Regions from separate parts of the Homo sapiens genome. Here all the other regions are linked to region 1. The links are chromatin loops, found by intact Hi-C in ENCODE. Cell type or tissue: endothelial cell of umbilical vein. All regions are shown on one strand.

Region 1 (8,000 bases):
TGTGCAAAGAGGCATTGGGGCTGTGGTAGAACTTGGGGCACCCTGTACAAGGACACGTGCAGATGTGGGCTCCCCGAGCTCGCCCCCACATCGGGCTTTCCAGTTGCTCTGCGGGAGGTCTGCGTGTCTAGATCTGGCCCTAAGCAGACAGACCCTAAAGTGAGAGCCACTGGGCAGTCCCCTCCTCCTCCCTGGGGGCCCGTCGATGCGTTTTCAGTTCCTGTGGCATCACCTCGAGCTTGGGGAGGGAGGTCTGCAAACCCAGTGTGCAGGGCTAAGCGGGGGCCCCAGGGGTTCTCATTAATTCTGGAGGATTCATGTCTGAGATGGGAAGAACCCAGGGCTCCACAGAAAGGAGGGTTTCGAAAGGCAGGGTGGGAAGACCAAGGGGCACAAGGCACCAGCATGGGAGTCGGGGGCGTGACTGAGGGAGAAGGAAGAAAACCAACTCCCAACAGCTTCAGGGAAACAGACGGACTCAGGGCCCCGGAGGTGGGGAGCCCAAGGCAGAACTTCCGGCACCGCCTGCCCACAGGCCTCAAATAGCGGCCTCCAGCCTCCAGCTCCATCTCAGTCCCAGCTTTCTTGACATTGATTCCCGACAGGACCACTGCAGGGAGCCGCACCCAGGTTCACCTTTAACCCCACCTCGTGTCCAAAAATGTCACTGGACCAAGTGAAGTCACGTGCACAGCCACAAGCCATTGACTGTGACCAGGGGCGTGGCTTCATCTCATTGGCCGGGTTTGGGTCACATGGCACCAGGGAGACAGTATAGAGGATAGGTGTAGCCCTGAGACCGAGGTGGGGATGGGGGTATGGGGGGTGGGGGGGCTGGGGGGATGGAGGGTATGGTGGGACTTTGATGCTTATTTCTGCCCTCATCATTCTTAGGTTTCCCACCAAAGGTACTCGCCCTTATTCATTATAACCTGCAGACCCAGGCCGGATTCTGTTCTGCAGCAGCCCCAATACTTAATCTAAACCTGGGTTTTTCAACCTCAGACCTACACAAAAATGACTGCAGGTGTGGCCAAATGTCCTGCAGGGGTAGCTGTGGGGGATGGGGGTTAAAACCACCCCTGGCTGAGAACCACTGGTCTAAACCATCTCTGCTCCTATTCCTTCCATCCACGTTCCTCCTGTTACTCTCATTTTCTTTCTTGCTAAAACCCTCCATGACTCCATATTATTATTATTAGATCACTTTAGGTCAGCAGTTCGAGACCAGCCTGGCTAACATGGTGAAACCCCACCTCTACTAAAAATACAAAAATTAGCTGGGCTGGCGGCAGGCGCCTGTAGTCCCAGCTACTTGGGAGGCTGAGGCAGGAGAATCCCTTGAACCCAGGAGATGGAGGTTGCAGTGAGCTGAGATCATGCCACTGCACTCCAGCCTAGGCGACAGGCAACAGAGTAAGACACTGTATCAAAAAAAAAAAAAGAAAGAACAAGAAGAACCTCCAGACCCAGTACCCCTGAATAAACCATCGCCCCTGTACCACCTCCAGCTCCTGGTCAGTCTGCTGAACTGGAGATAGGAGCCTCCAGTGGAGGGGCCCAGGGTGCTCTAGGCCCAGAGGAAAGTCTTGGGAGAGCCACTCAGATGGGAAGCAGGTCCCAGTGGGGGAGAAGGGCACCAAGTGGAGAAAGGGGGCAAAGTAGGTCCAGGCAGTGGGAAAGGTAGGTGCAAAAGCATAGTGGCATGACAGGGTGTGGCTTAGGGACACTAAGACCCACAGACTCGTAGTAATAACAACCTCTTAGCACTGGGCTAGGTGCTATGTTGCTTTCTCATGATCAACCTCACAACAGCCCCGTGAGATAGGGGCTAGGAAATTAGTTAATATATACACAAAGCACATGGCCAAATCCCTGGCACACAGAAAGCCCTATATAGGTGTTTGCTATGATATTCATGGTACTGCTACTACTACTACTACTAATAATAATAGGGAGCCATGGAGGGTTTTAGCAAGAGAGAAAATGAGAGTAACAGGGAGGAATGTGGATGGAAGGAGCAGGAGCAGAGATGGTTTAGACCAGTGGTTCTCAGCCAGGGGTGGTTTTAACCCCACCCCCCATCGCTACCCCCACAGGACATTTGGTCTGGAGTCATTTTTGCTGTGACCATGCGAGGGGAGTTGTTCGTGGTGGCATCTAATAGAGGCCAGAGATGCCACTAAACATCTTACAACACAGGACAGTCCCCCACAGCAAATAATCATCCAGCACTGAATGTCAATAGGACTGAGGCTGAAAAACCCAGATTTAGATTAAGTATGGGGGCTGTTGCGGAACAGAATATGGGTTGTCAAAAGGAGGCTCCAGGCAGAACAAGGGCCCTGGGGTGGCCAAAGATTGGAAGAGCCTACTCCCCTCCCTTCCCTCCTCCCGCCAAGTGAGCGCCTCTCCTCCCCATCTGCAGTGTGTGCTGAGGGTGGGGAGGATGGTAGCAGAGAAGGCATGGGTGGGGCTGGCAGGGAGAAGTGCTGGAAAGTCTACAGGCCCTGGCAGACTGGCCAGTGACCTTCTCTCCAGCTCCTGTATCACAGGCTCAACATATTCCTTGAATGGGGGTAGATATCCTGCGTCGGGGTCTGGTTTGCCTCGCGGAACACCCACCCTGGAAATAGGGACCCGTCGCCACTCAGCTTGCAGATCACAAAACCCCAGGGGCAGCTTTGCCCTTCTTCAGTCCTCAGAGTTCCAAATGTGATTTCCTTCAGTAACATAAGCACAGAGGGAAGGGAGGAGGAAAGTGAGTGGGGAAAGAGAGAAACAGCGAGTCAAAACCAGTGAGGACCACCAGGACAGAGCCTGGGAGGGACAGACAGACTCAGCAGGAGAATGAAATGTGGAGAAAGAAAAACACAGACTGAGACTGAGAAAGAGAGATCGAGACGAAGCTGGAGAGGGACAAACGGAGAGTGGTGGAGAAACAACGGAAAACCCACGTAAGAGAGAGCCAGACAGATTGAGAGTGGCAAGAAGAAACAGAAATGGAGAAGGAGCAAAAGAGAGAGAAAGGTTGACGGTGGACGGGCAGACTAAGAGTGTGAGCAAGGGACATCTTTCCTTGCAAACTCCATGGTCCGCTGCCCAGTAACTCTCCAAGGCTTTGCCATATTTCAGCCACGGAACTGGGGAATTGGGAAAGTTTTCTCATCACAGGTCCGGGACGAGTGAGCATTGTTCCCATTATTGCTGGCATTCTCTGCGAACTGGACATTAGCCAGCAGGAAATTCCTGGGACAAATCTTTCCACTCAGAGTTTTTTTAAAACTTTTATTTATTTATTTTAATTTTTTTTCTTTAGGGACAAAAGAAAAAAAAGATCAAGAGGCAAAAAGAAAAAGAAAAAAAGAAATGAACCACCTGATACAGGAAAAACATATCTAGCAACAGCCTCAGTTGGGCCAGGGGAGGCTGAGAAGCCACTGTGTCCGCTGCGCTTCATTCTTCCCCTGGAAGGATTTATGATCTCACACTGCCATGACATCACAATGCGTTGCCATGGGTCCCACTTTATTATCATAAACAAAACGCCGTTCCTTGGGCCACTGCCTGTCTGAGCAGGAGGGGAGAAAAAGCCTCTGGGTAATGTGTTTTCTTGGGAAGGCAGCTTGTTCGGAAGTCTGAAAAGCTGCAAAGATAGTTGTACATACAGTTCCCTCCCTGTAGCCTCTGGACAAGGTTTGGGACGGGAACAAGAAGGATGAAGTCAGCTCCCTGCAGGAGGATCTCCAGCTCCGCGTGTTCTCACTGCCAAAAAGCAGCTTCCCCGGGCCTCCCTCACTGCTCCAAACAATGTTTTTATTCATTCACCGAAAATGCATGGAGTACCTACTGTGTGCTAGACACTGACAGAGCTGGGGCAGGGATCAATGAAAAACGTGACGCCAGCCCCACCCCTTTCAGAATCTTTAATACTTAACAGCCCGCAAATAACATGAATGTGTAAAATTGTAATTTGGGTTAAGTCTGCTGAAGGAAGCAAACAGGAAGCTAGGATGAGAATGGAGGGAAGAGGCTATTTACATGAGCAATCTGGGAGGGCCTCTCTAAGGAGGTGACATTTTAGACCAGACTTGAAGGAGAAGTAGGAATTGGCTGTGAAGGGCAGAGGGAGGTGGCAGTAACTAAGGCAGGACCAGCCACACCAGGAAGAGTGACCGTCGGGATCTAAGTTCCCACCAGGGGCCTCTTCCCACGTATTTTATAGAATTCCTGGGTAGCTGACTCAGATGAGAGGGCTTATTATGAGGAATCATCGTTGTCATGAGTCTGAGCTGAGTAAAGCTTCCGCACCCTGCCACAACCATGCCAGAAAACCCTCATTTCCATTGCAGAACTGTCAGATCGGCACTGTGAAAACAAGTCAGCCAAGAGCAGAAATACCTGTAGGACGCAGAGGGGGCTCTCCCCAGCATAAGGCCATTTTGCAAGAAGCAAATAATGCTCTTAAGCAGCAGGAAGGAGAGAGGGAAGGGAGGGGAGAGAAGCCTTGGGGACAGATGTGGGGGCACTGCCTGTGGGTCAGGAGGCCAGGTGAAGGACAGGTGGGTAAGCCGTCCCCGCCCCTCCCAGGAGATGAACCATGAGGGAGTTAGGACTCTGGATATAGAAGAGAACGAGAGGCCAGGCATGTTGGCTCACACCTGTAATCCCAGCACTTTGGGAGTCTGAGGCAGCAGATCACCTGAGGTCAGGAGTTCAAGACCAGCCTGGCCAACATGGTGAAACCCCGTCTTTACTAAAAATACAAAAATTAGCCAGGCGTGGTGGCAAGTGCCTATAATCCCAGCCATTTGGGAGGCTGAGGCATGAGAATTGCTTGAACCTGGGAGGCTAAGGTTGCCTCCCATGTTCCAAGACCGCACCACTGCACTCCAGCCTGGGCAACAAGAGTGAGACTCTGTCTGAAAAAAAAAAAAAAGAAAAAGAATAGAACGAGAGCTTCTAGATCATCTGAACAATGATGGGGACACGGAGGCCCCAAGTAGAGAAGGAGCTGGCCTGAGGTGGTACGGGAAGTTAGGCGCAGAGCCCTTCCGCTCACTTGCTGTGTGACCTTGGGAAGCTCACTTCACATCTCTGAGCCCCTGTCCCCACTGTAACATGGGAAGAATGCATATAAGGCTCTTTACACTGCTGCAATATATAGAGAGGGTTGTTTTTTGACCCCTACTTCCTGGAGAACACGTTCATTAAACCATGCTGGCTTCCCATTTGTTAGTTCATTTCATACTCAGGGTGGCCCTGACAGGTAAACATGGCTGTCCATGCTTTACAGATAAAGAAACTGAGGCCAAGAGGGGTTGAGTAACACACTCAAGGTTCCACAGCCAGGTATAAGGGCCAGATCCCCACCCTACCTGCCTGACTTCAAATGGAGTCCGTGTTCCCGACAGAAGCTTGGCCTTGTCCTGGGATGCATGAATGTGTGTATGGATAATTGGTACTGACCCAGAGACACAGAGCTAGGATGGAGACAAGGCTGAAGAGATGAGAGACCCAGCTTGCTGGCCAACAGTGATGGTGTGCCAGAGGACAGAAGAGACGCCAGGATGTGGGAGAGAAGAGAGGACTCCAGTCTGCATGCTGAGTGATATGTCCAGATGCGTGAATCTTTTTTGAATCTTTTTTTTTTTTTGAGACAGAATCTCGCTCTGCCACCCAGGCTGGAGGGCAGTGGCATGATTTCGGCTCACTGCAACCTCCACCTCCATGGTTCAAGTGATTCTCCTGCCTCAGCCTCCCAAGTAGCTAGGATTACAGATGCATATCACCATGCCCGGCTAATTTTTGTATTTTTAGTAGAGATGGGATTTCACAATGTTGGCCATACTGGTCTTGAACTCCTGACCTTGTGATTCGCCCGCCTCGGCCTCTCAAAGTGCTGGGCTTACAGGCATGAGCCACGCTGCCCCATGATTCTAATTTTTATGTAAGATGCATATCTTAGGCTTTCAGATCAGAGTAAGGAAGACTCAGTAGGAACACCAGTAACTCAGCTAGAGCCAGCTGGGTGACAGAAAAAGCATCTGGATGAGAAATTAGGGGATGTGCAGGCCATTAGATCAGGAGCCAGGCATCTCAGATTCTAGAGAAGTGCTGGGTTTAATGTCTATTTATTCCTGGGCCAAGCACTTGACTGCCCTTGCTTTACAAGTCTCACCACATCCTATAAGGTGGTTGGTTGGTTGCTTTGTTTTGAGACCAAGTTTCACTCTGTCACCCAGGCTGGAGTGCAGTGGCACGATCTCAGCTCACTGCAACCTCCACCTCCCGGTTTCAGGCGATTCTCATGCCTCAGCCTCCTGAGTAGCTGGGATTACAGGCGCCCGCCACCATGCCCTGCTAATTCTTCAATTTTTAGTAGAGACAGGGTTTCACCTTGTTGGCCGGGCTGGTCTCAAACTCCTGACCTCAAGTGATCTGTTCGTTTTGACCTCCGAAAGTGCTGAGATTACAGATGTGAGCCACTGGGCCTGGCTCTATAAGGTGGGCATTGTATCCCACTTCATGGATGTCAGAACCGAGTCCCAGAAAGATTCCAGTCCTAGGCCAGGCATGGTGGCTTACACCTCTAGTTCCAGCATTTTAAGAGGCCAAGGCAGGAGGATAGCTTGAGACCAGGAGTTCAAGACCAGCCTGAGCAACATAGTAAGACTCCATCTCTACCAAAAAATAAATTAAAATAATTTTAATTTAAAAAATTAAAAACCAGCTGAGCATGGTGGTGTGCAGCTGTGGTCCTAGATATTCTGGAAGCTAAGGTGGGAGGATCTCTTGAGCTAGGGAGGCGAAGGCTACAGTGAGCCACGATAACATCACTGCACTCCAGCCTGGGCAACAAAGCAAGACCCCATGTCAAAAAACACGCAAAAAAACTCCAGTCCTAGCCATTTGCCTCGACATAGAGATACAATATTTCTCAGGCTTAATTTCCTCTAATTAAAAATAAAAGGATTAGTCTAAATCAGGGATCAGTAAACTTTTTTGTAAAGGGTGACACAGAAAATATTTTAAGTTTTGCACATCATATCATGTTTGTAGCAACTACTCAACTCCGCTGTTGTAAAAGTAGCCATAGGCCGGGCACGGTGGCTCATGCCTGTAATCCCAGCACTTTGGGAGGCCGAGGCAGGCGAATTACAAGGTCAGGAGTTCAAGACCTGCCTGGCCAACATGGTGAAACCCTGTCTCTACTAAAAATACAAAAATTAGGCATAGCGGCGCGTGCCTGTAATCTCAGCTATTCAGGAGGCTGAGGCAGGAGAATTGCTTGAACCGGGACTCAGGAGGCAGAGGTTGCAATGAGCTGTGATTGTGCCACTGCACTCCAGCCTGGGCTACAGAACGAGACTCTGTCTCAAAAAAAAAAAAAAAAAAAAAGCAGGCCGGGCGAGGTGGCTCACACCTGTAATCCCAGCACTTTGGGAGGCCGAGGTGGGTGGATCACGAGGTCATGAAATCAAGACCATCCTGGCTAACACGGTGAAACCCCGTCTCTACTAAAAATATAAAAAAATTAGCCGGGCATGCACGCGGGCGCCTGTAGCCCCAGCTACTCGGGAGGTTGAGGCAGGAGAATGGCATGAACCCGGGAGGCGGAGCTTGCAGCGAGCCGAGATCGCGCCACTGCACTCCAGCCTGGGAGACAGCGAGACTCCGTCTCAAAATAAAAAAAAAGAAGCAGCCATAGACAATATGTAAATGACAAACGAGTGTGAGTGTTCCAATAAAACTTTATTTACAAAACTGGTGGCGGCACTTCACCCCCACTAGGATGACTATAATCTAAACATCATAATAAGTGTTGGTGAAGATGTGGAGAAACCAGCTAGTAAGAATGTAAAATGGTCTGGGTGCAGTGGCTCAAACCTGTACATCCAGCACTTTGGGAGGCTGAGGCGGGTGGATCACTTGGTCACCAGTTTGAGACCAGCCTGGCCAGCATGGTGAAACCCTGTCTCTACTAAAAATACAAAAAT
Region 2 (8,000 bases), 140 kb before region 1:
CCTCTCTACTCCTACACCCAAGGGGATATTTGGTGATGTCTGGAGACAGTGCTTGTTGTTACAGCTTAGGGGGAGGGGGTGCTACTGGCATTTTGTGGATAGAGGCCAAGGATGCTGCTAAACATCCTACAGGGCAGCCTCCCAACACCAAGAATCATCCAGCCCAAATACCAATGATGATGGCCAGGAGCAGTGGCTCATGCCTGTAATCCCAGCACTTTGGGAGGCCAAGGTGGGCAGATCACTTGAGGTCAGGAGTTCAGGACCAGCCTGGCCAACATGGCAAAACCCTGTCTCTACAAAAATACAAAAATTAGCTGGTTGTAGTGATGGACACCTGCAATCCCAGCTACTCTGGAGGCTGAGACAGGAGAATTGCTTGAACCCGGGAGGTGGAGGTTGCAGTGAGCCGAGATTGTGCCACTGCACTCCAGTCTGGGCAACAGAACGAGACTCCATCTCAAAAAAGAAAAGAAAAAAAATCAGTGATGCTGAAGTTGAGAAATCCTGATATAAAGTGCCTGGCAAACAGTCGGTGACTTAGGTGATGATAATGAAAAAGGATGTGGGAAAAAGAATGTTGTAAGTGTATTCAATAAACCTTAGCTACAATTAGTAGATCCAAGATCATGGATAGCTGCTTCCCTGAATGCCTCAAAGTATTCTAAGGCTCCAAACAAGCTCAGCTAGACAATGTCATGATTGATTAGTGATGTCTGCCATGGGCACAGCAGGGGGAAGAGGCAATGTGAGTGCAGTGTATTTTCTGACCCTGGACTGTATGATGTCTAGCATCTGTTTCTCCTCTGACATTCTGTGATCCTATTGCTGTGATTCTGTGAGTCTATCTTCAAAGTTCTGGAGTCAGCATTATTTACAGAATATTTAAGCAGCTCAGGCTCCTGCAGGTTTGCTTGGCAGGGCAGGCTGGTGAGCTGAGATCCAGGAAGACAGCGCCCACTCCATGCAAGGTAAAATAGACAGTTGCTGACAGGATGTGATGTGGGTGACATGGAAACTCCCCCACTGACCCCTCAAATCTTCCTCATCTCTCATGAGCTAAATGTTTAACTGTCAGAGTCACTCCATTGGGTTAAAACATCATCTGCAGGAGACCTTTGTTTAAATGCACAATATTACCTGGAAGGGATAAGCATGCAATCCATTCCAATGTGTTAATCCGCTAAACTAGTTGTAGCTCAGCAGAATAGAATTGAGAGGAAATGGGACAAAGGAGAGCGGTATTTTTGAGGGCGAGAGAGGAGGTTGGGGGGCGGGGAAGTATGGATTACAGAGCCAACGTCACTATATTGCACAACTCCAGGAGATGCTATTCACACTGGAACAGGGTGACCAAGTCACCCTGGGACTTCATTGTTTTAAAACTGAAGATCCTATGTCCCAGATGCTCCCTTTGTCTCAGACAAACCAGGAGAGTTGGTCACCCTAACTCTAGGCCGCATGGCACAGGATGAGCTTTGTAGTCCTAGCTGTCAGTTACCCCTCATGGTGTTGCCTGAAGTCTCTTTCTGGATATCTTTCTCCCCTGCTTATGACTCCTCTATGGCTCCCCAGGGCCCACTGAACTGGATTGAAACACCTCTCTACAGTGCCTAAGTTGGCCTGAGTCTTGCTTCCTGATCCACCTCCCTCTAGCTGTGAGTCACCCCAATTAGTCACCATGCCTGAGACCCACCATGCACTTTCCTATGCCCTTTGGGTTGGAAAAAGAGCTTTTCTAGAGAGGAAACCCACTCTTGGAGTGTGCTCAACTTGTGCCAGTAGTGAAGGAGTTAATTTGCCTAGGGTTTGTATTGTCAGACTCACCAGATGTTGCTGCCAGTGAGTTGGGGCTCAGATATGACTACCACTTGGTGTCAGGAGGGACACCATTTGTTCCAGAGAGCCCCAGGCACCCGTTCAGGGAAGGGCAAAGCCACCAGACACATGGAACCACCCTAAAAGAAAATAAAGACTCCCTTCCTTCCTTTACTCTTTATTTTTAAATTTTATTTTTAAAAAAGTATTTTTCTATGTAGAGAGAGATCTCACTATGTTGCCCAGGCTGGTCTAAAACTCCTGGACTCAAGCGATCCTCCCACTTTGTCCTCCCAAGTTCCGGATTACAGGCATGAGCCCACCATGCCCAGCCTACTCTTTAAACTTTTCAAAGCAGCTTCACATACATGCCTCAACAGATCCCCTCCATATCTCTGAGCAACAGGTAAGATGAATGTCGTGCCCATTTGACAGGTGGGAAAACTGAGGTGCCGATCAGAGAGTCTTATCCTCAATAAAGAAAGGTTTCTGGATGGGGAAGAGCAGGCACAGGGGTATTTCATGTCTCATAGCAAGTTGGTGGCTGAAATGGAACTAAGCAAAGTCTTCTGACCTATTTTCTATGAGGTTTTCATTCATTTGTTTTTCAGATATTCATTAAATGCTTATATGTCAGACACTGTGGTCATCTCATAATAATGATTATAGCTAGAGTTGTCTCTACAATCCTACACTTTCTACCTACAAGTCCCATTGCTAAATTATTTACGTGCCCTCTCTCATTTCAATGCGCGACAGCCACCCTTTGAGGTATGATTACTATTACTATCCCCAGACACAAGTAAGGACACTGAGCTTGCCCAAGGTCACTTAGCTCCTGAGCGGGTGCTGGGGTGTAAGGACTTCAAGCCTGTGCTCCTTTACTGCTTTGCTGAGGCTTGTTATCTGCACTGGGGTGGCCTACCCTCTTGAAGCTTACTCTTTTTTTTGAGACAGAGAATCTTGCTCTGTTGACCAGGCTAGAGTGCAGTGGTACACGGCTCACTACCATCTCCACCTCCTGGTTCAAGCGATTCTCCTGCCTCAGCCTCCCGAGTAGCTGGGATTACAGGTGTGCACCACCATGCCTGGCTAATTTTTGTATTTTTAGTAGAGATGGAGTTTTTCCATGTTGGCCAGGCTGGTCTCAAACTCCTGACCTCAGATGATCTGCCCGCCTTGGCCTCCCAAAGTGCTGAAGCTTACATTCTTATAAGGAGATAAATATACCAGTTTTCTGAGGTCTGGCCTTCACCTCTAAGACCCTCCAAGCTATTCCTTCCCAATAAGGAATATTCCAAATAGGAGAGAAAGGATGCAGACGTTGATTAAGCCCCTTCCATGGGCCAGGCACACGCATATCCATTTTCCATACCACCTAGCAAATTGGCTACAGAGGGTACTGAAGAAATCAAGGCTCATTGGGTTGACATGGTTGTTCAAAGCTGGCATACTTGGTTTTCAGGGAGTGGAGACCTGGCCTTGGATGGTGATGCCATCTGACTTGCCTTTTCTGCCAGCCAGCTCTGGCTCTCCTGGAGGACAAGTGACGGGGGAAGAGTTTGCCATGAGTCTTTAGGTCACGTAACTACGGAAGCAGTTCTCTTGAGGCTTGATACGTGATCTTTATACAAACCCTCCTCGGGACAGGAGCCAGAAAGTCACTCTCCCACCCATTTTGGGACAAGGGAGGTGGGGGGAGGACCCAAGACCGGATCCCGGCAGAGTCCCGCTGCCCACGACAGGCAGCAGGTGGCGCCATGGCCCCGGTTTAACAAGGACACCGGGAAGGTGGAAAGGGTGGGTGGGTGGGGCGGGGTGGGGGGCGTGGGGGTTGCGGTTGGACTCCAGAAAGAAAAACTAGTGGAAAACAAGGCTTTAAAAGAAGAACAATTTGTTCCAAAACACTTGCCTTGTAACGGGGTCATCTATAAATTCTGGGATTTCCTGTTGGCCTCGGGGAGGGCAGGCAGGCCGGCCGGCGGGCAGGCCACTGTCTTCTCTGCAGTCTGGAAGAATCATTTCCAGCCCAGCTCACGAGCTCCAGCCTCCCCTGGCCCAGATTGGCTCTGAAATTTCCCAGCTTTCGTGCCCGTAAGCAGGATCCTGTGACAGCAGCGTCTCCTTGAGCGGTGCTCCAGTTTCCACTGGGTTGGGAGGAGGCGTGAGATCATGGTCATTTTTTAAAGGAGAGGCTGTCTTCGTGATCTCCCTGTTCCGTCTCCACCATCGGACTTGTTCCAAAACAATCAAAGACGTGGAAACAATAAAATGAAAGAGATGGAAGTAGCCCTTTTAAAAAGAAGACAGCTGTTCCTGTCAATACGGGGACGGAAAAGAGAAAAAGAGTTGGAAACAAATAATTTTTAAGCCCAGGACTGGCTACTTGGTTAACAGATGTGGCCTGACCTCGCTCTACCCAAATCACTTCATCATGGGCTCTGAGCGGCCAGGCGCGGTGGAGAGGGCAGGGAGCTTTGGAACCAGTCGTTCATGAGCTGTGTGACCTTGAACAAGCCATTTAATATCTTGGAACGTCCGTTTCCTCCTCCAATAAGTGGTGAACAGTAATTAATACCTGCTATGCCAGGAGGTTGTGAGGCTCATGGATGGCCTGTTTCAAAGACTCGTGTGTATCAGCAACGCAATGCAAACAAGGTCACGGTTCTCTCTTGACTGTCGTCCCCGTGCGGCCAACAGGCCATCCTCACGGGCAAAATGACAAGGAACAGCAGAACTCTAAAGGAAAGATTATCTTACAAACTCACGGTGATATCTTTACATGTCTCTGGAGGAAAAGTCACAGTGAAAATATTGCCAATCAGTCATGAAGATGGTTAGGATTATGTTTTCTCTTTACCCAGAGAGCCAAGGCCAGGAGTTTAACTGGGACCACATAAAGGAAGAAGCAGCGGCTTTGAGTCTGGCTTGGTTTGGGGTAAAGACTCCTGGCTCAGTCACAATGCAGTGGTGCCATTGAACGAGATGCGTATCTCCCTGGGTTTCAATTTCCTTATCTGTACAAGGGTGGTGGGCTGGGGGAGGTCAGGAATCATTAACTGAATGCCTATAGAGTCAGACATAAGATAAGGGAGTGAAGTGGGGGATGGGTCCGAGGGCGTGGTTGCCTCTCAGTCCCAGCTGCTCATGGCCTGGAAGGAATTGGGACAGTATTGCCAGATGTTTAAGAAGCCAGGAATCTGGAGTTTTATGAGACATGGTCCAAGCTGTAAAACAATGCAGGTCAGACAAAACAGGTCTGTGGGCTGCATCTGGTTCTCAGACCTCGGTGATTCCAGAACTTCATGGGATTACGTTCAGGAATCCCTGGAGACCCTGCCTCTCTCACTGTTCCATGATGAGACCCAAGTCCTTGCCTATATTCCATGTCCTTACCTCTCTGCCTTCAAAACCCTCTCCAGTGCCACTGATTCAGAGACCTCATTCCTGTCCCCTGCCCTCCATAAACCCAGGCAAAAATTCTTTCTTCTGTGCTCATACAGCACCACATATACACTCATAGAACTTAGGACAATTACCTATTAGCATGAATGTCTAGAGATGGGAGCCTGTATCTTTGTCATCTCCAGCACACTGCCTGGTACATAATAGGTATAAAAGAATGTATGAACCAACCTGAAGGTTTAATTGATTTTCTTGGTTTTAGTTTATTCTCAGTGACAATAGCTTTATTCTTTTCTAATTATATAATTCATGTTCATTGTAAAAACTTTCAAACAACCCAGAAAAAATAACTCTGATAACTTTGTTTTCTGGATGTGCTCAGTGTAAAAAACTTCATTAATACAGAAAAATAAAGGAAGAATTAAGTCACTGAAACTTATCACCATGTGTTTTTTCCTGTGTGTGTGTATGTATGTATATACATTTAAAATGATAAGACCATCTAATATATAAAATTTCATATTGTATTTCTTCTTTTTTTTGAGACAGAGTCTCACTCTGTCACCCAGGCTAGAGTACACAGGTGCGATCTTGGCTCACTGCAACCTCTGACTCCTGGGTCCAAGCAATTGTCCTGCCTCAGCCTCCCAAGTAGCTAGGATTACTGGCGCCTGCCACCACACTCAGCTAATTTTTTGTATTTTTATTAGAGACGGGGTTTCACCATGTTGCCCAGGCTGGTCTCGAGCTCCTGACCTCAGGTGATCTGCCCACCTTGTCCTCCCAAAGTGCTGGGTGCTGGTGGCTCACTCCCAAAGGGCATGAGCCACTGCATCCCGCCTGTATTTGTTTTCAACATTACATTTTAAGCATTTAAAAAAATTGTTTAAGGCCAGGTGTGGTGGCTTATGCTTGTAACCCCAGCACTTTGGGAGGCCAAGGCAGGTGGATCACTTGAGGTCAGGAGTTTGAGACCAGCCTGGCCAACATGCTAAAACCATATCTATACTGAAAATGCAAATATTAGACAAATGTGGCAGCACACGCCTGTAATCCCAGCTACTCGGGAGGCTGAGGTGGAAGAATCACTTGGACCCGGGAGGCAGAGGTTGCTGTGAGCTGAGATCACTCCACTGCACTCCAGCCTGGGTGACAGAGTGAGACTCCATCTCAAAAAATAAAAATAAAAATAAATAAACAAATAATTTATTTAATATTTTGGGAAAATTCATTTTATTGTCTGGATAATAATCCGTTATATAGGTATATTATAAATTATCTAATCACTGAATTGGAAATCCCTCATAGGGCCAAGCATATGGTAGGTACTCAATAACTATTTGCTGAATGAATTAATGAATGATTGAATGGATGGATGGATATATTGATGGATGCTGTCTTGATCATAAGTCAGTTGAACAGAGAAGGGCCATCCCCTTCCCCTTTTCTTTTTGCTAATATAAATAGCACTGCAATAAATTTCCTTGCACCTAGACATTTGATTATCTCTCTGATTATTTCTTTAGAAAAACTTCCTAAAAGTAGGTTTAATGGGTCAAAGGGTATGGCTTGAGACTCTTGGTACGAATTTCCAAATTGCTATTGAGAAAGGTTATACCAATTAATATTCCTATAAATACTATATTGGGGTCTTCCTTTCTGAACACTTTGCAAACTAAGTGAATTTTTTAATTAAAAAAAAACTTTGCTAATTTGGTATCTATTTATTTAAATTTGCATTTATTTGATTATTAGTAACTTTGAATCTTTTCCACATTATTGGCCATTTGTATGACTCTTGAAGATCTGCATTTCTGATGGTAGAAATTTTTTTACCTGCAGGGAATAAGGTTGGGCTAAAGACATTTTCAGCAGAAAGCTATTTTCCCAGTATCTTTTAGATTACAACAGGCTTCACCCTTGTCCATGAAAACAGTCACCAGCCCCTCCCTGGTCAGGTGCTGTGCTTGGTGCACACATCATCTTTCGACTACCCTACAAACTAGATACCACTTTAATTTAATTTGCAGTCTCAGATCTGTCTAACTCCAGCACGTTCATCCCTATGCTACATTGTCTCTCAGTTCTGAAGCTCATCCTGAAATGCAAAAGGCTCATGATCAGTAAGACCATTCATCCATCCATCCATCTCCCCACCAATCCATCCATCCATGCATACATGCATCCATCCATTCATCTGTCCATCCATCTATCCATCCACTCTTCCATCCATCTACCCTCTCAGCCATCTACCCATCCACCCATTTACCTATTCAACCATCCATCCATCCCTTCCATCCCTTCATCCATCCATCCATCCATCCATCCATCCATCCATCCATCCACCCACCCAGCCACCTATCCTCCTACCCATTCACTTATTTTCCTTTTCATCCATTTGTCCATCTACCCATCCAACCATCCTCCCACACATCCATCCATCCATCCATCCATCCATCCATCCATCCATCCATCCATCCACCTATCCATCCATCCACCCATCCACCTCTCCACCCCTCCAATCATTCACTCATTCATTCAGCAAACAACTACAGAGTACCTACCACATGCTTGTACCTGGTCTTGTTTTACTGTGAGGCTAAGCCTAGAGCAGTTCTGTGGTCTCTCTGCAGGGTGGTTCCTCCAGGGGCCAGTGGCATGTGGAGGGCATGCAAGGAGAGTCTGGAGATGGGACTCGGAATGTGGGCTCAGGATTCCTGGACAACCACTGTTGGAACCTTTAGCAGGAATTGCAACATATTTGGCCAGGGTTAGGG
Region 3 (8,000 bases), 72 kb before region 1:
AATCTGCTCTCTGTCTCTATGGATTGCCTGTTCTGGATATTTCATGTAAGTGGAATCCTACGATATATAATCTTTGTGTCTGCTTCTCCCACTCAGCATCATGTGTTCAAGGCTCATCCATGCTGTAGCGCATGCCAGTGCTTCCTTTCTTCTTATGGCTCAGTGCTGTTCCATTGCCTGGATGGACCACATTTTGTTGATCCATTCACTGGCTAGGGGTCATTTGGGTTGTTTCCACCTTTTGGCTATTGTGAATAGTGCTCTATGAACAATTGTGGGTAAGTTTTCATTTGAATATTTGCATTTATTTATTTGTTTATTTATCTATCTATCTATTTATGTTTTGGAGACAGAGTCTCCCTCTGTTCCCCAGGCTGGAATTCAGTGGCGCAATCTCGGCTCACTGCAACCTCTGCCTCCCGGGTTCAAGCGATTCTCCTGCCTCAGCCCCCCGAGTAGCTGGGATTACAGGAGTGCGCCATCACGCCTGGCTAATTTTTGTATTTTCGGTAGAGAAGGGGTTTTGTCACGTTGGCCAGGCTGGTCTCGAACTCCTGACCTCAGTCAGGACCTCAACTCCTGATTCCCCTGCCTTGGCCTCCCAAAGTGCTGGGATTACAGGTGTGAGCCACCGCGCCTGGCCTGAACCTTTGTTTTCAATTGTTTGGGGTACATACTTAGGAATGGAACTGCTAGGTTCTGCAGTAACTCTGTGTTTAGCTTGTCAAAGAACCGCCACACTATTTTCCTCAGTGACTGCCCATTTTACATTTTCACCAGCAGTGCACCAGGGCTCCAATTTTTTACATCCTTGCCAACCAACACTTGTTATTTTCTGTTAAAAAAAAAAGTTTGCGCCGGGCACAGTGGCTCACGCCTGTAATCCCAGCACTCTGGGAGGCCAAGCGGGGTGGATTGCCTGAGGTCAGGAGTTCGAGACCAGCTTGACCAATATGGTGAAGCCCCGTCTTTACTAAAAATACAAAAATTAGCTGGGCGTGGTAGCGTGTGCCTGTAGTCCCAGCTACTTGGGAGGCTGAGGCAGGAGAATTTGCTTGACCCTGGGAGATGGAGATTGCAGTGAGCCGAGATTGTGCCACTGCACTCCAGCCTGGGCAACAGAGCAACACTCTGTCTCAAAATAATAGTAACAATAATAATGTTTGCCATCCCAGTGGGTGTGCCTAGCTCCATCTTTTAGATGAGATGGGGTGAGTTCAGGGTCCATATGGCCATAGACTAGATCCATCTTATACTTCTCTCCCCTTCCTTCTTGCTACTCTGGACTTTCATATCCCCAAATTGCCCCTCCGTCCTACCATGGACCTTGGCTTACGCAGTGCCTTCCTCCTTCCCATCCTCCCACTGGGTTCTGTCCACTTGTACCCCAAGGCTACCTCAGATCCTCCTCTGACAATGATCTGTCCCCCAGCCTTCCTTTCACAGCTCCGAATTTGGTTGTAATTTTACATTTCCTTTTGCAATTACTGATTAATGTCCATCTTCTTGACCTGACTACAGCCTTCCCCTAGGAAGGGACCATTCTGCTTTTGCCACCCACTGTGTCCCCAGCACTTAGCACAGTCCCTGGTAGAGACTTTGGGGAGTGCAGTGACACAATCATAGCTACTGCAGCCTTGACCTCCGGGGCTCATAACATCTTCCCCCCTCAGCCTCCCAAGTAGCTGGGACTACAGGAACACACGACCATGCTTGGTTAATTTATTTTTATTTTAATTTTTTTGTAGAGATGGAGTCTCACTATGTTGCCCAGACTGGTCTGGTACTCCTAACCTCAAGCAGTCCTCCTGCCTCAACCTCCCAAAGCACTGGGATTACAGGCCTGAGCCACCGCACCCAGCCCCAGTTCTAAGATGTTAACCACATGTAAGCCTCGGGGAGAATCTCAGGCCCTGGCCCACTTCAATAAATATTTGGTGAATTAATGCATAAGCAATGAATGAGATCCAAGTGTGGATCCTATGACCTTATGAATTTTCCTTTTCTTTTTTTCACTGATCAGTGGCACTAGCAGGCCTCAATAAGTTAGGAACTAAAAAACCTGCTTCAGGCTGGGCACTGTGGCTCATGCCTGTAATCCTAGCACTTTGGGAATCCAAGGTGGGTGGATCACCTGAGGTCAAGAGTTCAAGACCAGCCTGGCCAACATGGTGAAATCTCATCTCTACTAAAAATACAAAAATTAGCTGGGCGTGATGGTGGGCACCTGTAGTCCCAGCTACTCAGGAGGCTGAGGCAGGAGAATCACTTGAACCCGGGAGATGGAGGTTGCAGTGAGCCGAGATTGCACCATTGCACTCCAGCCTGGGCGACAGAGCAAAAACTCTGTCTCAAAAACAAAAAAACCTGCTTCAGCCATAAGGAATTTGGAAACGGATGGCATTCTAATTGCAGAATTAATACTCACTAATGTCTCCCTCTGGAACCAGGGTGAATCTGGCACCGGATTCTGAGTCTTGCTTGGGAATTGTGTTGATTCTGCCTTGCAGTGCTGCTGAAACTCTAGGAACCTTGAAATATATTTGCTTGGTGTAAACATGACCTCAGCGTGACAGGATGATCCTTGTGTTTGCCAAGCCATTAATTTTTATGTGATAACGACGACCACAACAAACTGCTTTTCGCCCACATTTTGAGTTGTTCTTAAGGTCAGGTCTGTGGGATTGTGTGAGACAAAAACCTTATAAACTAGAATGTAGCGGTGAGTTCTCTGTGTTTACAGCCCTGCTCCTACACACGGCTCCAAAGAGCTGAAAATAGAGGATTAAAAATTCATGCAGCTACTTTCTTCCAAGGAACTCCAAATGCTTCTGACAATCTTTATCCTGCAAAGTCATGAGTGGTCAGATGCCCATCCCAAGGACAGGGAAACAGAGGCCCAGAGATAATGACGGGACTTTGCCAGGCCCCTCTACCCCTGCTAATGGAGCAACAGGCTCAGATGAAGAGCCCCTCCCACCTATGTTTCTAGCCCATGCACTCTCCATTAGCCTGATTAAGACAATTGATTTATTCATTCTTAGTGGTTGAGATGGAAAAAAAAAAAAGAAACCAACATGCCATTTGTGTGATATAAATATCTCTGGAAAAAGCTAAAAAACATTGTGTCATACATATTTTCTTAATACCACAGTCAATCACATGTGTCTGTCCAAGTGCCATAGTCCATCAACCCAAGAGTGGGGGATGGGGGTGTTTGGGGGTGGGGATAATGGAGGGGACAGACTCAGCAGAGTCTCAGCTCCAGAATCCTCAGCCACTGCATGGCAAATGTTGCCACTGACTAAAGCTATGCTGGCTGTTCATTTTCCATTACCTATTGCCTTTGAAGAACCTTCTAGAAGTCTTAGAAACTTGATGTTGGGCAGAAAAATGATAGGCAGGGATGCAAAGGTGCTGGGACACCCACTCAACCGGCCAGTTCCCAAAGAAAAAGATGGAGGTTGTCACTTTCTCACTCAGTGTGCCCCATGGACTCACAGAAGGATTTAGATCACAGCGTGGTTCCTCTTCCTCCAACCCTACACCCCCATCATCAAAGAGCCTTTAATCCTGATGATTCACCTGTTAGGAATTTAGCCCAAGGAAATAATTAAAGACATATAAAAAGATTTAGTTACAGGATGTTCGTCATGACATGTAGATTACGGTGAAAGATTAGAAGCAACCTCCATGTCCAACCAACCAAAGGTGATGGCTATGTAAGTTGTGGAGTTCCTCCTTTAAAATTCTGCTCAGATCTCCAAAGAAAAAAGACTGGAAGGAAATTAACCAAGAGAATCACAGAGTTTGTTTTGAGTCTGGAAATATGAGTAAATTTTTTTTTTCCTGGAGTAAGTCCTTGTTTTGGATGTTCTATTCAAAACCAACTTAAATTTGGCTCCAATTGGAAACTTTATGACATCAGGAGGATTGAGATATCATAAAAGGAACAGGAAGGGGCACTCCATGAGGGAACCACATGTAAAGGTCTGAAGGGAAGTCGGGGCAGAGAGGAAACAGCCTCGCTGGAATGGAGGATTTCCACTGCTGTGTGCTGGGATGCATGTCAGAGAGATTTGTAGGCTGTGCACAGACTGTGTATTTTTTGAAAGCCAAGGAGAGGAAGGCACATTAGATATGATAGGCAACTGGGAGCCAGTATAGATTCTTGAACAAGAAAAGACAAATCCAGTTCCAAGGGAGACTAAGAAGAGACAGTCCAAGAAGAGAAAGTGCAGGGGACGAATCTGGTGGTGTCATAATTCTTTTATGGAAGGATCTGACTTTATTGGTTTTAGGGGTAAATGTTTCTGGAGAATCCTAGAACTCTAAATCTGCAAGAAATCTTGAGGTTGCTCTCGTTTTAGGGATAGAACAACCGCAGTCCAAAGAGTTACATCTTCCAGTCATAAGGCAAAATGGCAGCCAAGTTGGTACTGATCACTATCAGTCCTTATTCCTACCCGAGACCAGCTTGTCTCTCTGTTGCCTTCCATCCCAATTCTAAGATTTTTTTTATTTTTCCAGAGACAGGGTCTTGCTTTGTCACACAGGCTGGAGTGCATGGGCACAATCATAGCTCACTGCAGCCTTGAAGTCCTGGGCTCGTGGCATCCTCCCACCTCAGCCTCCCAAGTAGCTGGGACTACAGGAACACATAACCATGCCTGGCTAATTCATTTTATTTTATTTTTATAATTTTGTAGGGACAGAGTCTCACTCTGTTGCCTAGGCTGGTCTGAAACTCCTTGCCTCAAGCAGTCCTCCTGCCTCAACCTCCCAAAGCACTGGGATTACAGTCCTGAGCCGCTGCACCTGGCCCCAATTCTAAGATGTTAACCACATGTAAGCCTTCCAGGAGAACCTCAGACCCTGGTCCACTTCCTGGAGTCCCACCTAAAACTCCATTTTTCCATTCATTTATTTATTCATGTAACACTGAGACCCGAACATTCAAAGACAGACATGCTAATAGTTAGGGTGGAGTGGAAGGGAGATAATGATGGCACACAGTAGGTGTTCAATAAATATTTGTGGAAAGAAAGAGTCAAGGAGGGAAGAAGAGTCCCTGCCCTCAAATAGCTCAAAATGTAATTTGAGAACAGACACAAGTGTTTATATGGGATGCAAGCCGTGCTTTCAGAGGGATATGAGCCCAGGTTCTGCAGGCCCAGGCAAGACACTTCACAGAACCAAACAAAAAAAGTTGACTTTCAACTTCTTTTATTTATTATTATTATGATTTGAGACAGAGTCTTGCTCTGTTACCCAGGCTGGAGTACAGTGCCACGATCTTGGCTCACTGCAACCTCTGCCTCCTGCGTTCAAACTATCCTCCCACCTCAGCCTCCATGTAGCTGGGATTACAGGTGTGCACCATGACACCCGGCTAATTTTTGTATTTTTAGTTGTGGCAGGGGTTTCACCATGTTGGCCAGGCTGGTGTCGAACTCCTGACCTCAAGTGATCTGCCTGCTTCGGCCTCCCAAAGTGCTGGGATTACAGGCATGAGCCACCGTGCCTGGCCCCAACTTCTTTTATAAAAAAGTATTTAACTCAACTAACATTTATGGAGCCCCTACCATGGGCCGGATTGGGGATTAAAATTTCTGCTTTTTCCCCATGGGTTATGCATTAAATCCAAAATGGGTAGGCGATCCCTAGAGAAAAGACAGAGAAGGAGAAAGGAAGAAGGAGGAAAAAATACAAAGTCGTCAGGCTCCCAGAAAAAACAGATGATGCTAGTTTCTCTGAACAATTTTGGACTTCTTTTTCCAACTCCAGCCACCTCATTTGCTTTTCCTTTTGCCCATGGACTCCAAGGTCCGTGGCTCTGGTCTACGGGGGAAGGGCCAGGCATGAGCTACATGGAATCAGACACCCAGAGGCCTCCTCTCCATCTCCCTTTTCCAGTTATTCAGCGTCCTCAGGCCATTTCAATTTTACGTTGCCAAGTGAACATAAATCAAGGGGCCGCCCAGTCTCCTAAAGAAACACTGTGGGACTTCGCAGAGCCTTTCCCAGGGTGTGCACCGGGAAAGAAGGAGAAAGAGGACTAAGCAGAAAGTTACATGTGGCTCCTTTAATCACCAGGTAGAAAGAGAGAGGAGAAAGTTCAAACAGAGCCCCTGCAAGCGGCGCCGGGAAGCCAGCTCTGAGCTCCACTGTTCAAGCAACTGCTGTTGGCATCACAGAGGTTTGTCTTGGCCCAAACCCGTCCCGGGAAACACAGAGACGCTCATGCACTTGGAATTCGCTCCCTTAATGATTCACTCAGCAACTCGGCACAATTACAAAAAGAAGGTGAAAGAAAGGAAGGGAGAAAAGAAGAAAAGAAAAAGAGAGAAGGAAGGAAGGAAGGAAGAGAGGGAGGGAGGGAGGGAAAGAGGGAAGGGATAGAGGGGAGGGACTGAGGGAGGGAGGGAAAGAAAGAGAGGAAGGGAGGGAAAGAAGGAAGGAAAAGAAAGGGAGAAAGGAGAGAGAAGGATGGAAGGAGAAAGAAAGAAAAAGAAAAGAAAGAAAGAGAGAAAGAAAAGGAAGAAGGAAAGAAAGAGGGAGGGAGGAAGGAAGGGAAGGAAAGAGAGAAAAAGAACAAAAGAGAAGGAAGGAAGAAAGAAAAGAGAGAAAGAGAAAGAAAGGAAAAATCGCCACACCACTGGCTGAAGGTGCCCTCTCCCAAATTCCTGGGGCATGACTCAAGTTGGGGCCGGGGATGGGGAGCAAGAGACAAATTTTCTGAGAGCTCCCATGAGGGGACGCTACCAGCTGTGAGCTGATTGCAAGTGAGAACAAAGCAGCAGCGATCTGCAAAGGTCTAACTCAAATGCTGTCTGTTGCACTCCACGAGCTTTGGAGAGAGGTACTAGATAAAACAATGAAGTAAGGGGTGTTGCCAAATAGTCGCCTTACGTTGAGTGCTCATCATATGCCAATGGTGTATCCACATGTTCCATCTCTTATCTCGCAGAGTCCTCACAGCAAACCCAGGAGCAGGGTCTTCAGCCCCATTGCACAGGTGACAGAGCTGAGACCTGACCCATTCCTAACCTGCCCAAGGACACACAGCTAAATAGCCAGGGGGTTCCGAATGTGAAGTTAGGTCTCCTGTGACTCTGTGATATGCCCTTGACCACTCTGCCCTCCAGCCTTCATTTACGGCTCAATTCCCAAATGCCACCACCAGGAATTTGACATATACCCGTAACCTCCCCAATGACATGGAAAAACTGAGCAGCCATTCACTCAATCATGGAAAATTTAAGACCCAAGGCGCGTCCTTCCCAGCTCGGTTACTGAGATGCTCAGCAGCCCTCGGTGCTAGTAAGAAGGGCACACTGGGGCGAAATGCCACTCGATGAACAGGAGCCCTAACATGAAGTCCTCGGACCCTTGCACAGGTAGAATTCAGGGGTCCATAAATTTAACCCGGGAAAAAAATGACATCTTTATTTGCACTAACTTCTCTTTTTTTTTTTTTTTTTTTGAGACAGTTTCACTCTTTGCCCAGGCCAGAGTGCAATGGCACGATCTCAGCTCATTGCAACCTCCACCTCCCAGGTTCAAGTGATTCTCCTGCCTCAGCCTCCCAAGTAGCTGGGATTACAGGTGCGTGCTACCACACCTGGCTAATTTTTGTATTTTTAGTAGAGATGGGGTTTCATCATGTTGGCCAGGCTGGTCTCGAAGTCCTGACCTCAGGTGATCCACCCATCTCAGCTTCCCAAAGTGCTGGGATTACAGACATGAGCCACCGTGCCTGGCTTTGCACTAACTTCTGATCAAATGGCAACATTGTCTTCTATTAGGAATGTAAGTGACAAACTGCCGTGGTATCAGCAGTACCTGTGACTTTGGCACCCATACAAATCACAGATGTGTGTGTATCACCATCAATTGCTGCAGATATATCAAAATATTGTTGTGCTCCTTACTCCTTGGAAGTTACAGTAGTAGATAGACCAGGGTTAGATCTTGCTACTTAGTGGATAATAAATAAG

What was found. Peaks named below come from ENCODE experiments on the same cell type or tissue, not always from the same donor. Only the 100,000 strongest peaks of a DNase experiment are listed, where the experiment ranks them.
Region 2: a loop joins it to region 1, with 9 times the contacts of the local background. A loop is called at or near these places in 24 of 110 quality-filtered maps.
Region 3: it touches region 1 in a loop (6-fold over the local background); 14 of 110 quality-filtered maps call a loop at or near these places.

Annotation. Positions count from the first base shown.
Region 1 is chr12:116,451,359-116,459,358 of GRCh38, reverse strand. No RefSeq gene overlaps it. Among named protein-coding and RNA genes, the nearest start is that of MIR4472-2, 27 kb to the right of the region's middle. RefSeq lists enhancers at 1,956-2,455, 4,176-4,714. In endothelial cell of umbilical vein, no CTCF peak of the experiment used is centred here; DNase peaks (open chromatin) are centred at 3,518 and 4,148; H3K4me3 peaks cover 206 bases; H3K27ac peaks cover 2,305 bases.
Region 2 is chr12:116,595,398-116,603,397 of GRCh38, reverse strand. No RefSeq gene overlaps it. Among named protein-coding and RNA genes, the nearest start is that of MAP1LC3B2, 40 kb to the right of the region's middle. In endothelial cell of umbilical vein, a CTCF peak has its summit at 3,523 (motif pointing right); DNase peaks (open chromatin) are centred at 3,537 and 3,907; H3K4me3 peaks cover 303 bases; H3K27ac peaks cover 395 bases.
Region 3 is chr12:116,523,809-116,531,808 of GRCh38, reverse strand. No RefSeq gene overlaps it. Among named protein-coding and RNA genes, the nearest start is that of LINC00173, 5.6 kb to the left of the region's middle. RefSeq lists an enhancer at 2,814-4,013. In endothelial cell of umbilical vein, no CTCF peak of the experiment used is centred here; DNase peaks (open chromatin) are centred at 3,618 and 6,198; H3K27ac peaks cover 1,494 bases.